Regions from separate parts of the Homo sapiens genome. Here region 1 is linked to region 2. Evidence: chromatin loops called from intact Hi-C (ENCODE). Cell type or tissue: B cell. All regions are shown on one strand.

What was found. A loop is a pair of places that touch in the nucleus more often than their neighbours do. Peaks named below come from ENCODE experiments on the same cell type or tissue, not always from the same donor. Only the 100,000 strongest peaks of a DNase experiment are listed, where the experiment ranks them.
Region 1: a loop joins it to region 2, with 18 times the contacts of the local background. A loop is called at or near these places in 9 of 110 quality-filtered maps.

Annotation. Positions count from the first base shown.
Region 1 is chr19:23,911,916-23,916,915 of GRCh38, forward strand. It overlaps ZNF726 (zinc finger protein 726), which reads left to right and starts at 2,971. Exons shown (of 4, transcript NM_001244038.2): 1 at 2,971-3,082. The coding sequence starts at 3,080. In B cell, no CTCF peak of the experiment used is centred here; a DNase peak (open chromatin) is centred at 2,916; H3K4me3 peaks cover 1,322 bases; H3K27ac peaks cover 1,152 bases.
Region 2 is chr19:23,393,616-23,398,615 of GRCh38, forward strand. It overlaps ZNF91 (zinc finger protein 91), which reads right to left and starts at 1,856. Exons shown (of 4, transcript NM_003430.4): 1 at 1,710-1,856. The coding sequence starts at 1,739. RefSeq lists an enhancer at 1,258-2,126. In B cell, no CTCF peak of the experiment used is centred here; DNase peaks (open chromatin) are centred at 1,086 and 1,906; H3K4me3 peaks cover 1,725 bases; H3K27ac peaks cover 2,709 bases.

The sequences.
Region 1 (5,000 bases), 520 kb after region 2:
AGCAGGCATTTTGCTAGACACTCCTGATAAACTACTGATATGAGGTGCTAATCAATAAAAAATAGTTAAACATTTGCATGACTCTACCCATTTGGGAAGAGATTCCCTGTTTCAAATAATGTCTTGGCTTTTTATAGAAAAAGGATTACTTAAAACAGTAAACTAGGTTACTTGAGCCTGTGAAGGATGTGTCTGGAATAACCCAAATGACCAATGTTTACCTCCTCCTTTAGTAAGGCCTATTCAGCATAGACGAACATACCCTGGTGAAGACTGGCAAATAGACTATACTCAGATGACCCCATGTAAAGGGTTTAAATATTTATTAGTATTCATTGACACCTTTGGATCGAGGCTTTTCCTACCCGATCTGAAAAGGCAATTGAGATTCCCAAACTCCTGCTAAAAGAAATAATTACACCCCTGGGTGAGGTGGCTCATGCCTGTAATCCCTGCACTTTGGGAGGCTGAGGCGGGTGGATCATCTGAGGTCAGGAGTTCAAGACCAGCCTGGCTAACATGATGAAACCCCCGTCTCTACTAAAAATACAAAAAATTAGCCAGGCGTGGTGGAGGGCACATCTAATCCCAGCTACTTGGATGCTGAAGCAGGAGAATCACTTGAAGCTGAGAGGCAGAGGTTGCAGTGAGCTTAGAGTGTATCACTGCACTCCAGCCTGGGTGACAAGAGTGAAACTCTTTTGCAAAAAAAAAAAAAAAAAAAAAAGAAAAGAAAAGAGAAGAAATAATTCCTAGATTTGGGCTGCTAAGAAATTACACAGAGATAATGGCTTATTTTTCACAGTGACAAATACACAAAACATATCTTGATACCTAGAAATTTAGTACTGCCTTCACTCAGCGTGAAGGCCACAGTCTTCAGTGAACGTAAAAAGAGCTAATCAAACTGAAAAGAGGACTCTTGCTATGCTATGCCAAGAAATATCAAAGACCTGGCTGTCTTTACTATCTGTAGCCTTATTACAGATTCCAGTGGCCTCTAAGGGAAATCTGCAGCTCAGCTCTTTTGAAATAATGTATGCAAGGCCTTTTTTAGCTACACGCCTTCTTTACTGTGCCTAATAGACACGGATACTTTCAAGTTACAGAATTATGTGACAAGTGCAAAACACACTCTGAATATGGAAATCAAAGACTCCTTTCCCCAACTAAGGAAGCTAATCTTGTTATAACCCAGCCAGGAAATTTGGTCCTATTAAAAACTTGGAAAAAAGGATCCCCAGCAGGTCAACTTTCCCCAAAGTGGAAGGGACCCTATCAAGTTCTCTTTAGTACCCCAACTGCAGTTAAAATTCTGGGAATAAATAGCTGGGTCCACTTAACTCGAATTAAACCTGTCTCTTATGAAGTCCTACAGGACGGCAGAACAGAAGAAACTGATCCTGTTTATTCCCATGAGCCAGTGACCTTTGACTCCTGTTCAGAAGAAATGAAAGGGATGGGTAACATAAAGATATAGATTGGCTTTCTACTTTTGGGAATTAGTTGAAATCATGCAGAGAGTAACTTATTTACTGAGTGGGCACAGACTTCATCCTGTCTACATAATCGAACAAACTGTTGTGTATGTAGACATTTAAACAGAGACTCAAAAGGAAACCTATGCTTTGATCAAAACCAAATGTTTTGTGTGTGCTCCAGACTATTTACATAACATAACCCAGGGCATAAAAGTTTTATGCACTCACATCTCTGCCATTTATGTGCTATCAGTGAACCATATATCAGTTTGGTTCTAACAACTGCCCACTTCTTGAAAGGCTTTCCTGTTTAGTTTACGTGGAATAATTTTACTAATTTTGCTTTGCTGTTGTGGAATATATTGTGGTTGTACTCTTTGTGTAGGAATGCAAGACAAGCTCACTAAATGCTTTCTTAAATTGGACGCTTATTAATCTTCTAGACATCACCTTCTTTTGGAACTAGAAGTTATGAACGACCTTCACCATACCAACACTGTCTGACTGAATTTCTCTCTACCCTGAATGCAAGAGACCAATGGTTAGGCAGGAATATTATCGCCCCTAATCAGCCTGAAAAAGTTACAGAAGACGAATCTTTGTCTCTCTGCAACTCTTAGGATTAAGGGTCCTCTTGTAAAGGAAGGCGAAAAATATGTCAGAATCATTTGAACCAGAGCGACTCCGTTTTGAGAGAGAGCTAGGAAAATGACGCTGAGACTCGCTGGGCTGCATTCTCAGTAAGTTAGGCATTCCTAGCCTCTAGATATTTATGGTTAAGGAAATGAATTAATAATGTTTACTAAGCAGAACCAGACGGAGGAGTGTCCAGATATTCCAACATCTGGGGAATAAAGGTATTCCTAATTTTGCTTTAAAGATAATATCGAGTCGGCCAGGCATGGTGGCTCACGACTGTAATCCTAGCATTTTGGGAGGTCGAGGCGGGTGGATCTCCTGAGGTCAGAAGTTCGAAACCAGCCTGGCTAACGTGGCGAAACCCCATCTCTACTAAAAAAAACCAAAAAACAAAAATTAGCCCGGTGTGGCTGTGTGCACCTGTAGTCCCAGCTACTATGGAGGCTGAGGCAGGAGAATCGCTTGATCCCGGAAGGCGAAGGTTGCAGTGAGCCGAGATCGCGCCATTGCACTCCAGCCTGGACAACAAGAGCGAAACTTTGTCTAAAAAAAAAATTATTCACATATTTAATACGTTGAAAAAAAGACAGCAAAGAAGAGAGAAAATTTTTCCGTGTTCTGAGATGGGCCTCGTTCAGCTCCGGGAGGAAGCCCCGCCTGAAAAGGCTGAGGCTTAGGCTGTCAATCTTTCTTCATTCAGCCCAACGTCTGATGACATCTTCTGTCACTCAGGGCCTTAGAAAGCGGGGTTCTTAAACGTTATCCAATCAGAGACGCTGTCCTGGGAACTGTCCAATCAGGCACGCAGCTGGAGCGAACAGGGCGGCTTCCGGGATTTGGCGGGGCCTTTGTCTCTATCTGCGGCCGGAGCTCCAGGTCTCGTCCTCACTACTCTGTGTCTTCTGCTTTTAGGGGCGCAGCCTCTGTGGCCCTGTGACCTGCCCCCTGGAAGCCTAGAAATGGTGAGAGTGCCGGGTGCGACATCCCAAGAGAGGGAACGGGGCTGGCTGGAACCGGTGGGAAGCGGCAGTGGCGGGACTCAGGCCTCCTCGCTGTCAGTTTTACAATCTGCGCCCGAGTTGTTGCCCAGCTCGGCCTCAGTCCCTTCAGCCTTAAGATGGCGGCTGCGCTGACAGCCGGGCTCCCGGGCGTTCTGTCTCTTCACTGCGCAGTGACTGTGCCCTGGCCTGGAGCCCTCTTTGGGCAGCTCTGCACCAGTAGCCCCGCGTCTCTCCCAGATTGTGCAGGGACCATGGGAGGAACGTCAGGGCAGAATCCTGACTCCGGGTGCGGGCTCATGAATGGGAAGAGCTTTGGTCCGTGGGGTTTTCAGGCCATTTTTTCCTATTAAAAATTTATGGGCCTCACTGCAAAAACATTAAATAATTTAAAGTGTGATTCAAAAATTTTAGAGCACCTTGCTGTGGTTTCTAATTTGTATTCCATGGAAGGAAAGGTTTTTATAAGTTTCATCATAAAACCAAATTCCGTAATTGGCTAGGTACGGTTATGTAGATTTTGTTGTTATTTTGTTGTTGTTGTTTTGTTTTCATTTTCTTTTTTTTTTGAGGCAGAGTCTCTGTTGCCCAGGCTGAAGTGCAGTTTCGTGATCTCGGCTCACTGCAACCTCCACCTCCCGGGTTCAAGCGATTTTTCTGCCTCAGCCTCCCTAGTAGTTGGGACTACAGGCGCCTGCCACCACATTTGGCAATTTTTTTTATTTTTAGCGGAGACGGGGGTTTCACCGTGTTGGTCAGGCAGGTCTCGATCTCCTGACCTCAGGTGATCCACCCACCTCGGCCTTCCAAAGTTCTGGGATTACAGGCGTGAGCCACTGCCCCCGTCCTAGTTCTTAATTTTTACAATCAAGGTGGAAATATCATGGTTATGTAATCAGAGCTTAATTGGCAGTTTATAGTTGGTTAAGCGTTAAGCCTGAATTTTGTTTCTGCCAATGTAGTAATTTACAAAAAAATGCTCTTGAGTTTAGACTTTTTTTTTAGAAGTAGAAATCCAGGGACTAGAGCCACCTCAATCTAATTTCCTGCCACTTAATGGTTTTCACACTCCACAGGGGACTGATTTTTTCCCTGAATTTTTCACAAGTGTCCCAAGCAGGGCCTCAAGTCTGCCCCTCATCCCTTATTCCTCCAGCCTGACTGGCTTGCAGTAAAATACTAAATTTCCAGTTTTGTCTGACGTTGCCAAATGCCAGTTTCTCCTCTCTAATTGACTTTATCAACTATTTGTCCTTTAGTGTACATATTGATACCTATTTTAATGAATCTTTTTTTTTTTTTAAAAGTATTTGAGACAGAGCCTTGCTCTGTTGCAGTGCAGTGGCTGGAGTGCAGTGGCATGACTTAGGCTCACTGCAGCCTCCGCCTCCTGGGCTCAAACGGTTCTCATTTCTGTCTCCCAAGTAGCTGGAATTACAGATGCCTGGCACCACGCCTGGCTAATTTTTGTAGTTTTAGTAGAGACGGGGTTTCACTATGTTGGCCAGGCTGGTCTTGAACTTCTGGTTTCAAGTCATCCTCCTGCCTCGGCCTCCCAAAGAGCTGGGATTACACATGTGAGCTACCGTGCCTGGTGAATTAATTATTTTTTGACAAAGCATTTGATGGCACATTTACAATGATTTTTTTTCTAAATATTTCCTACGAGAATAAAGCAAAGAATAATCTGACACTATTGTAAAATATCTGTGTTTTTTTCTTTTATTTTACCTAGTCACAGATATCTTAGAATGTTTTTGGGTCAAGATTTTTTTTTTTTTGGAAACTTCATAGGGTGACGTATCTTCAGTCACACTTCAGTTTTAGACAATCAACTAATTGAATGGCCTGACTTGACACATGAGTAAAACATATCTGTACC
Region 2 (5,000 bases):
CAGGAGATTATTCTTTGCTTTCTTCTCACAGGGAGTATTTACCAAAAAAAACAAATCTTTTTAAATGTGCCATCAAATGCTTTGTCAAAAAAAAAATTAATTGGCCAGATGCGGTGGCTCACGTCTGTAATCCCAGCTCTTTGGGAGGCCGAAGTGGGCAGACCAGCTGAGGCCAGGAGTTCGAGACCAGCCTGGCCAACATAGTGAAACCCTGTCTGTACTAAAAATACAAAAATTAGCCAGACGTGGTCGTGGGCACCTGTAAGTCCAGCTACTTGGGAGACTGAGAGAGGAGAATCATTTGAGCCCAGTAGGCGGAGGTTGTAGTGAGCCTAGTGCGTCACTGCACTCCAGCCTGGGTGACAGAGCAAGGCTCTGTCTCAAAAATTAAAAATAAAAATGATTAAAATCGGTATCAAAATGTACACTACAGGACAAATAGTTGATAAAGTGAATTAGGGAGGGGAAATTGGCATTTGGGAATGTCAGACGAAACTGGAAATTTAGTATTTTACTGCAAGCCAGAGTTAGGCTGGAGGAACAGGGGATGAGGGGTGGACTTGAGGCCCTGCTTGAGACACATGTAAAAAATTCAGGGAAAAATCGTCCCCTTTTGAGTGTGAGAAAAATTAAGTGGCAGGCAATTAGATTGAGGTGGCTCTAGTCCTCGGATTTCTACTTCTAAAAATAAAAATCTAAACTCAAGAGCATTTTTTGGTAAATTACTACATTGGCAGAAGCAAAATTTAGGCTTAAGCAACTATAAACTGCCAATTAAGCTCTGATTACATAAGAAGGATATTTCCACCTAGATTGTAAAAATTAAGAAACTAGGCCAGGTGCGGTGGTTCACGCCTGTAATTCCAGCACTTTCGGAGGCCAAGGTGGGTGGATCACCTAAGGTCAGGAGTTCCAGACCAGCCTGGCCAACAAGGTGAAACCCCGTCTCTCCGAAAAATAAAAAAATTGGCCTGGTGTGGTGGCAGGCGCCTGTAATCCCAGCTACTAGGGCTGAGGCAGGAGAATCGCTTGAACCCGGAAGGCAGAGGTTGCGGTGAGCCGAGATCACGCCACTGCACTCCAGCCCGCGCGAGAGAGCAAAACTCCTTTTCAAAAAACAAAACAAAACAAAACCTACATAACTGTACCTAGCAAATTACTGAATTTGGTTTTCTTTACCATGAACCTTATAAAAATATCTCCTTCAAGGCCTTTCATAGACCACAAATTACAAACCATAGCTGGGTGCTCTACAATGTTTGAATCACTCTTTGATTAAATTATTTAATCTTTTCGCGGTGACGCCCATAAATTTTTAATAGAAAAAAAGAGGCCCTGGGAACCCCACGGACTAAAGTGCTTCCTATTCATGAGCCAGCACCTCCAGTCAGGATTCTCCCCTGACGACCCTCCCGTGATCCCTGCACAATCTGGGAGAGACGCGGCGCTGCGGGAGCAGAGCTGCCCAGAGAGGGCTCCAGGCCAGGACACAGTCACTGGGCAGGGAAGAGACAGGACGCCCGGAGCCCGCCTGTCAACGCAGCCGCCATCTTATCGCTGAAGGGGACTGAGGCCGAGCTGGGCAAGGAGAACCCGGGCACGGATTGTGGAGCTGACTGAAGGAAGGCCTGAGGCTCGCCACAGCCGCATCCCACCGGTTTCAACGAGCCCCGTTCCCTCTCTCGGGACGTCGCACCTGGCAGTCTCACCATTTCTAGGCTTCCAGGGGTTCCTGGCATCTTAGCTGTGGCTCTCCAATACCTGCAGGTCACAGGGCCACACAGGCTGGGCCTCCTGGAGCAGAGGACACAGAGCAGTGAAGTCGAGACCTGGAAACTCCGGCGGCAGCGAGAGACAAAGGCCCAGCCACATCCCGGAAGCCGCCCTGTCCGCTCCAGCTTTGTGCCTGATTGGACAGTTCCCAGCCCAGCGTCCCTGATTAGATAACGTTTAAGGCCCCGCCTTCTCAGGCCCTGAGTGACAGAAGATGTGATCAGACACTGGGCTGAATGAAGAAAGAGTGACAGCGTAGGCTGCAGCCTTTTCAGGCAGGGCTTCCTCAGCTCAGCCAGGCCCACCTCAGAGCATGGGAAAATCCTCTCTCTTCTTTGCTCTCTTTCAATGTATTCAAAATGTGAACAAAAATATTTGATGTATATTAATAATACATAAAATTTTTGTTCCAGAGAAAATCAACTTTTACTTTATTGTGTATTATCAATAATAAAGCTAATTTGATAAAACATTGTAAGTCTCTCAGCCGGGCGCCGTGGCTCACACCTGTAATCCCAACACTTTGGGAGGCCGAGGCAGGTGGATCTCCTGAGGTCAGGAGTCCGAGACCAGTCTGGCTAACATGGTGAAACCCCATCTCTACTAAAAATACAAAATTATTGAGCATGGTGGTGCGTGCCTGTAATCCCAACTACTCGGGAGGCTGAGGCAGGAGAATTGCTAGAACCCGGGAGGCCAAGGTTGCAGTAAGCCTAGATCGCGCCAATACATTCCAGACTGAACAATAAGAGTGAAATTCCATTTCAAAAAAATGAAAAATAAAATATAAAAATTAGCTGAGCATGGTGGCACACGTCTGTAATCCCAGCTACTCCGGAGGCTGAGGCAGGAGAATCGCCTGAACCCGGGAGGCGGAGGTTGTAGTGAGTTGAGATCATGCCACTGCACCCCAGCAAAAAATAAAAATAAAAATACATTAAAATTTTTTTGACCTCTCTAGATTTTTATACATATTTTATGATCTCTTATAATTTTTTAATTTTTTTTTTTTGAGACTGAGTCTTGCTCTGTGGCCCAGGCTGAAGTCCAGCGGCACGATCTCGGCTCACTGCAACCTCTGCCTTTCAGGTCCAAGGGATTCTCCTCCCTCAGCCTCTGGAGTAGCTGGGATGACAGGTGCACCACCACACCTGACTAATTTTTTGTATTTTTAGTAGAGATGCGGTTTCACCATGTTGGCCAGGCTGGTCTCGAACTCCTGGCCTCAGGTGATCCACCTGCCTTAGCCTCCCAAAGTAGTGGGATTACATGGGTAAGCCATGATGCCGGTCCATTGTTTAACTTTTTATATTTCATTTTAATCTACATTATTTTTACTTTTTCAATTTGAAGGAACCTTTAAGTAATTTCAAAGCAGACAAATGTTTCTAACTTTCTTCATCAAAAGCATATTTTGCTTTTGTTTATACTCTCTCTATTTTCTTTTAATTTCCAAGAGAGAAGCTTGTTCTGTCACCCAGGCTGAAGTGCAGTGGCATGATTTCAGCTCACTGCAACCTCCACCTCCCAGATTCAAGCGATTCTCCAGCCTCAGCTTCTGGAGTAGCTGGGATTACAGGCGTGCGCGATCATGCCCGGTTTATTTCCTTATTTGAAGTAGTGACTGGAATTTGCCATGTTGCTCAGGCTGGTCTCGATCTCCTAAGCTCAAAATGATCTGCCTATCTCGGCCTCCTAAAGTGTTGGGATTACAAGGCGTGAGCCACAACACCTGGCCTTAAACATTCTCTTTGAAGAATTAGTTTTTTTACATCTAGTGGTCTTTTATTAATTACATTAACCCTTAACAAACTAATTTTTAGTGAAATCCCTAGGAAGTAATTTTGAACTGTTTTATATTAATATTTGTAGATAAAAAACATTTATATATTTTAATGTTAAATACAGTGAGTTCTAAATTGCTCTTCAAAGAATCAGTATGTCAGTATATTCAGCTCCCTGTTCTTCATTCTCCATTTTAAAGTTTAACTTCTTTGTTGTTTTTGTCTCCAGTTTTAGTAAACAACCTTCCCGCCAGTTCTAATCAGTAGTTTACATCTGTACCCCTGGTCACCTGCTCCATCCTGAGTCACCCCTGGTCACCTGCTCTGACCTGAGTCACCTTGGTCACCTGTTCCATAACAGTAGTTCCCACCCAAACTGCTCACCCCACCACTCTGGCTTGTACTCCTCCTCTCTTTAAAATAGCCAATGGGAATTAGCTTAGACTGTGCAGTCCAACCCTAGCCAATAGGGGAATGACACAGCAGTAGGGGCTACCTGCATCAGGGCTAAGAACTCCTTTCCCTCCCTTGTTCAGGTGTGCTCTTGCCATTGCTCCATTCGCAAGATGCACCCTTCTATAAAAGTAAATATTGTCTTGCTGAGAAAATTTACATTCAAGTACTATTTCCTTTGCGGCATCAAAAATTTGCTTCTAACATTTAATAAAAGATTTTTTTTTTAATTTTCTGTAAACGAATCTAAATATAGTTAGCTTTTTTATAACATATTAAAGATTCTGGGCTGGGTGCAGTGGCTCACGCCTGTAATCCCAGCACTTTGGGAGACTGAGGTGGGTGGATCATGAGGTCAGGAATTCAAGACCAGCCTGGCAAATATGGTGAAACCCTGTCTCTGCTAAAAAATACAAAAATTAGACAGGCATGGTGGCGTGCTCCTGTAGTCTGAGCTACTCAGGAGGCTGAGGCAGGAGAATCACTTGAACCCAGTAAGCAGAGGTTGCAGTGGGCCGAGATCGCACCACTGCACTCCAGCCTGCTGACAGAGTGAGACTCCGTCTCAAAAAATAAAAAGTAAAATAAAATAAAAAAATTATAGTCAGGCATGTTGGCTCATGCTTATAATCCCAGCACTTTGGGGGAGCAAGTAATGAAGACTGTTTAAGCCCAGGAATTTGAGACCAGCCTGGGCAACATGGCAAAAACACATGTCTAAAAAAAATTTAAAAATTAACTGAGCATGGTAGCCTGCACATTTAGTACCAGCTATTCAGGAGGCTGAGGGAGGAAAATTGCATGAGCCCAGAAGTCGAGGCTGCAGTGAGCCCTCATTGAGCCACTTCACTCTATTCTGGGTGACAGAGACCTTTTCTAAACAAAACAAAACAAAACAGCCAAAACATAGAAAGTTAAACTTACGGGGTTTTGTGTTTTTTTGTTTTTGTTTGTAATTATTATTACTTCCAAAGTTTTTAAGGTACAGGT